Linked DNA regions of Homo sapiens: region 1 is linked to region 2. The links are chromatin loops, found by intact Hi-C in ENCODE. Cell type or tissue: OCI-LY7. All regions are shown on one strand. Links, peaks and the distances in the headings refer to the core of each region. The heading gives the core; the rest is flanking DNA. Region 1 has its middle 3.8 kb from the start of ACTL6A. Region 2 has its middle 15 kb from the start of GNB4.

The links. A loop is a pair of places that touch in the nucleus more often than their neighbours do. Peaks named below come from ENCODE experiments on the same cell type or tissue, not always from the same donor. Only the 100,000 strongest peaks of a DNase experiment are listed, where the experiment ranks them.
Region 1: a loop joins it to region 2, with 2.4 times the contacts of the local background. A loop is called at or near these places in 29 of 110 quality-filtered maps.

Annotation. Positions count from the first base shown.
Region 1 is chr3:179,557,707-179,560,629 of GRCh38, forward strand. No RefSeq gene overlaps it. Among named protein-coding and RNA genes, the nearest start is that of ACTL6A, 3.8 kb to the right of the region's middle. RefSeq lists a silencer at 1,095-1,389. In OCI-LY7, for the core only: CTCF peaks have their summits at 1,261 and 1,466; a DNase peak (open chromatin) is centred at 1,255.
Region 2 is chr3:179,464,821-179,467,743 of GRCh38, forward strand. It overlaps a transcript of GNB4 not described here and the pseudogene MTHFD2P7. Among named protein-coding and RNA genes, the nearest start is that of GNB4, 15 kb to the left of the region's middle. In OCI-LY7, for the core only: no CTCF peak of the experiment used is centred there; a DNase peak (open chromatin) is centred at 1,641; H3K27ac peaks cover 1,613 bases.

The DNA.
Region 1 (2,923 bases), core at 90-2,589, 93 kb after region 2:
TGGAAGTGGAAAGAGAAAGCTATCTTGAAGTAGAAACAGCATACTCAGTAGGTTCAGACAACTCTAGTTTCAAATCCTGACTCTCAATAGCTTTGTGATGTTGGGCAAGCTGGTAAATCTCTGGGCCTCTTCTGCCAAAACCCTCAGAAGGATAAGTCGATTAATGGAAAATATTGTATATAAAGCGTCTTTCCTATGATAGCACATAAAGTTCAGTAATTTGTGGTCATTATTATCGTGTGGCCGATGAAATCCTTTCTATTCCAAAGCAGTTTCAAGTGTTCCAAAGAAGCCATCCTTAGCAAGAACCTTGGACTCAGGAGAGTATTGCTCCTCGAGCTGTGTAACAGCCTTACAACATGGTGTTGCTACTGACCTAGATCAATGAGAAGCCCTGATTTGCCCAAAAGTGGCCCCAAGTGACACAGTGTCACTTTACAGCACCAGTTGATTAAATGTTGGCATTGCTAACTCACATGGTGATTTTCCCCAAAAGCTATATTGAATGAACAAAGAAGAGGTTTTTTTTTTTTTTTAAAGATAATGAAATAACAATATAGACTCGTACAACTCACCGAGAATTTAGCATCTCATCTTTTTTTCTTTACTTTCTTGTCTGTTCAGGACCATTGTTAATACCATAGCAAACCTATTAGTGTGTTATAAAGTTACCAGCTGTGACCAAACATACTTTTATTTGCTTCTTTATAGATCTAGGTTACATTATTGAAATGGATAGATCTCTTACTATTCTGATGGCAAACATGTATGAATCTTACCAATCATATTTCTATTGTTGAAAAACCCTATATATGATACCAGGTATTTATCTTTTATCTCAGTAGTGCTTGGATGAGTGTTATACATTTGGAACTTCAGTACGCAAAGGATGGTGCTTACAATGACTCCTCATACACACAAAAATGTCTATTTTGAAAATTGCTTTTTACTACTGCCAACTTTATATATTTTGCAGCATGAAACAAAATAATTCTAAATGTACATAAATTTTTGTGTCATTTCTTCCTGACGGATGATAATTTTCTGAATTTGTTTCCTAGCTTGCATAAACAGCAGTTGCATTTTTTTTTCAATGCTGAACTTAATAAAAGCTGAGACAGAGGATAAGATATGTAACATTTTGTAATGACTGCTGAAATTCCATAACCTGAGTGCTGACAGGGCTGGTGAAGAAAGTAGAGAGGATCCAGCATCACAAGTCCTGGTGGATCATTACAAGAATGGACGACCAGCGACCCAATGTGGCAAAGCCAATTGTTGCACCTGGGGCCACAGAAGAAATTCTTGATGCTTGGATATTACAAATGATTTTTGAAAGCCTCTTTATTTTTGTAAACTGGATTCGGAATCAACCACTGAGCACCTACTCTGGGCTAGATAAATTTATATACCTGTTACTTCAACATCTTTTGTTTTTAGGTTGACATACCTGATATATTGGTTCAGGGGGAAAATTGCAAGCATTGATAGTTTTGATATGCTGTGCCTTTGAGAACTGAAATAACAGACAATAACCTTGAGTTGTTGCAGTTTAATCTGACTAGTTATTGACAACATTAATATAGGCTGAGCCAAGACTTTAGAGAAAACATGTTAGACAACAGGGGAGAAATATCACTACTCAAAAAACCCCAACCCTCATATATTTTATATTTCATAAAGCAGATTTTGCTGGGTTAGTACTTTTGTTTTAATGTACTTTCAACTAGTTTTCCTAAGAATTGAAGATTGGGAGGCCGAGGCAGGTGGATCTCTTGAGGCCAGGAGTTCAAGACCAGCCTGGCCAACATGGTGAAACTCCTTCTCTACTAAAAATACAAAAATTAGCTGGGCATGGTGGCACATGCCTGTAGTCCCAACTACTGGGGAGGCTGAGGCAGGAGAATCACTTCAACCTGGGAGATGGAGGTTGCAGTGAGCCAAGACCATGCCACTGCACTCCAGCCTGGGCTATAGAGCGAGACTCTGTTTTACAAAAAAAAAAAAAAAAAAAAAAAAAAAAAGAATAGAAAACAGCCATACTGTTAAGTCAAAGGAAATAACGTCATTAATATGGAGGATGCCCATCCACCGACATAGTTCTTTTAGAAGGCTGAATAGGTTTTCTTTCTGAACAATCTCATGCTCCAGCAATTCAATATTTCAGGGCCAATAGTCTTAGTGTCCTATTACATTTTTTATTGATTAAAATTTATCAAAGGATTCACAAGTGTGCACTTTTATCTGTGTCAACATGTGATTTGTCCTGAAACATCAGATGTAATGTGAAGTTTATTTCCTTTGAAATTCATTTCAATGGCTTATTATTAAATGAAGCCGTGGTTCCAATGGGACATCAAGAGATTCCAAGCCAACCTGATATTACAAATGAATGAACAAACAAATGATCTGTTTTCTAGTATTTTTCCAAATTATCAAATGGAGCAAAACCTGACTTTAAGCAAAATCATCTGAGTGTCACTTCCATCTTCTTTGTGCTGTCAGATTTACAATTCTCCTGCACAGTTTGGTTACTCTGCACACGGTGCAGGACAGTTTTAAATCTGGGGAGGAGACAGTCCCATCTCAGGCTTTCCAGAGGCTAGAGGGCGTGGTCCTCATCATCAACCCTCTTGAACTGTTTTGTTTTAAGATAAATGCTGAACAAGTGGAACAAATATTTTACTCTCTTTTAGACTAGATAGGTATTTTACTTCTAGGATATATTATCTTCAAACATGAGAGATGTTGGAGATAGTATTGAAGAGAGATATCAATGTTCAGCGATATCAAAATCTAGTTAATTTGCTGTATATAAATTATTTGGCATTTAAATGCTACATTGATTTAAATGGATAACTGTGTATTATAAACTCACAAATAGCATCTCTTCAATATTTAATTATTAGAAAACATCTCAATA
Region 2 (2,923 bases), core at 294-2,793:
AATTAATGCAGGGCGAATGTGTTTGGACCAGTATTCCATGTTACCGGCTACCCCATGCGGTGTGTGGGAAATAATTAAGCGAACTGACATTCCAACCCTAGGGAAGAATGTGGTTGTGGCTGGAAGGTCAAAAAGTGTTGAAATGCCCATTGCAATGTTACTGCACACAGATGGGGTGCATGAACGTCCCGGAGGTGATGCCACTGTTACAATATCTTATCGATATACTTCCAAAGAGCAGTTGAAGAAACATACAATTCTTGCAGATATTGTAATATCTGCTGCAGGTATTCCAAATCTGATCACAGCAGATATGATCAAGGAAGAAGCAGCAGTCACTGATATGGGAATAAATAGAGTTCATGATCCTGTAACTGCCAAACTGAAGTTGGTTGGAGATGTGGATTTTGAAGGAGTCAGACAAAAAGCCGGTTATATCACTCCAGTTCCTGGAGGTGTTGGCCCCATGACAGTGGCAATGCTAATGAAGAATACCATTATGGCCGGGCGCGGTGGCTCACACCTGTAATCCCAGCACTTTGGGAGGCCGAGGCGGGCGAATCACGAGATCAGGAAACGGAGACCATCCTGGCTAACATGGTGAAACCCCCGTCTCTACTAAAAATACAAAAAAAAAAATTAGCCGGGCGTGGTGGCAGGTGCCTGTAGTCCCAGCTACTTGGGAGGCTGAGGCAGGAGAATGACATGAACCCAGGAGGCAGAGCCAAGGGCTCTGTTTTTTCCAGAAATTTTTTAAGAGTTTGAGTTAATATTGAATTTAAGCAGACTTTCTGATTAAAGGTCTTTTTTTCTTTTTTAATAAAACACATCTGTCTGGTGTGATATGAATTTCTGAAATTCTGTCTTCCTATGACTCCTAGTTGTGACCTAACCTGAGTTTTTTTCTTATTTAATCAATGTAGATATTCCTATATTCAGTAACACTTACTTCTATAGCCTTAAATAGATAATTTTTTTCTTCTTCTTCTTCTTCTTCTTCTTCTTTTTTTTTTTTTTGTAGAGATGGGGGTCTTGCTATGTTGCCTGGGCTGGTATTGAACTCCTGGCCTCTAGCAATCAATCCTCTTGCCTCAGCCTCCCAGAGGGCTGGGATTACAGGCATGGGCCACCCACGCCCAAACAGAGGTTTAAAGAGCATTGGAGAAACCAGCCTCATCCTCTAGTCGTTTTTTTTTTTTTTTTTTTTTGAGATTGAGTCTCGCTCTGTTGCCCAGGCTGGAGTGCAGTGGCGTGATCTCGGGTCACTGCAACCTCTGCCTCTCGGGTTCGAACAATTCTTGTGCCTCAGCCTCCTGAGCAGCTGGGATTACAGGTGCATGCCACCATGCCTGGCTGATTTTTGTGTTTTTAGTAGAGATAGGGTTTCATCAAGTTGGCCGGACTGGTCTCAAACTCCTAACCTCAAGTGATCCACCTACCTCGGCCTCCCAAAATGCTAGGATTACAGGCATGAGCCACCGCACCTGGCCAGTCCTACAGTCTTATATCCCAACAGGTTGTGCCAAGCTAGGAGCTTAATCTGTAAAATACTTGAGGCAGGGATAGGTTCCTTGTCTATTTTGGCTTTGGGCTAAGCAGAAGTAGCTCCTGCTCTAGGCAGCTTGAGGCAGAAAGAGAAAGAACAGTTGAATTGACCTACCTCCCTCCTTGTTCTTCTGCCAGCTGGTGTTATTCTTTTGATAGTTCTCTGGAGTTGAAAGAAATTTAGAGAGTTTGCTGGAGATGTTTTTGTGAGTGAGGTATAGCTCATGTCTATAAGTCATGCCTGCTTACTTACCTAGATTATTAAACATGGAGCAAGATGACCAAGGTGACCAAAATTTTATTGAATTACAGTTGTAAGTGGAAAAAATGACTGACTTCCTGCATGGAGAAGTATTATGTCAACCTGTTAAAAGCTATGGAAATTAAAATGTTTGTGTATATACAAAATATACATGACATGTAAGGTAAAATTACAGTGATCAATTTACAACAAAGAAATTAACAGAGTAGTTTTCCAGCTTGTTTGATTAATCAAGCAGGTTTACTCTTGAATCCATAGCATTTCTACAATTTAATTTGGACAAAGTTCTATCCCTAATCAGCCAGGTTTTAAAACTGAAATGTTAAGGGTGGATTTTTAGCTCCCCCAGGAATGGTGTGGATGATGATAAATACTTTTTTAAAAAATTAAGTATTATTGTTTATAAGACATGGGTTCCAGCTGTCTCCCTGGCTGGAGTGCAGTGGTCTGATCATAGCTCACTGCAGCCTTGAACTCCTGGGCTTAAACTATCCTCCTGCCTCAGCCTCCGAAATGGCTTGGACTACAGGTGTGTGCCAGCATGCCTGGCTAAGTTTTAAACATTTGTTTAGAGATGGGCTCACTATGTTGCCCAGGCTGGTCTTGACCTCCTGAGCTCTATAATTCCCCCCACTTCAGCCTCCCAAGTAGCGGGATTACAGGTGTGAGCCACTGTGCCTGGCAAGAATTTATACTTAGGCATAGGAGATGTTTCTGGATTAGTTAAGAAATTCTGCTATCAGTAGGAGTAGAGGTTTAGAGTTTTACCTCTTGGAAGTATACCTTGGAAGGGAGTTCTGAGATTAAATGTAATCAAACACTTACTGAGAGCTTTCTATGGACCAGGCACTACACTAGACTCTGGGGATTACAGAGGCAATTACCTGTCCTGGTACTCAAGGTGTTAATGATCTAGTGTCATTTTTCTTTAAAAAAGAAAGCACCTGCATTTTTCATCTTGAGCAAATATAGTAACTCTAACCAAAGTGATTTACTCAAGGTTCAAGTCATAGTTGTTTTGGAGAAAGTAAGTGTCAGATGCACTGTGGCTGTCAGGCACATAGTAGGCATTAAATAAACATGGTTGGTGTTCACTGAATGTGGATTGAAGGTAAA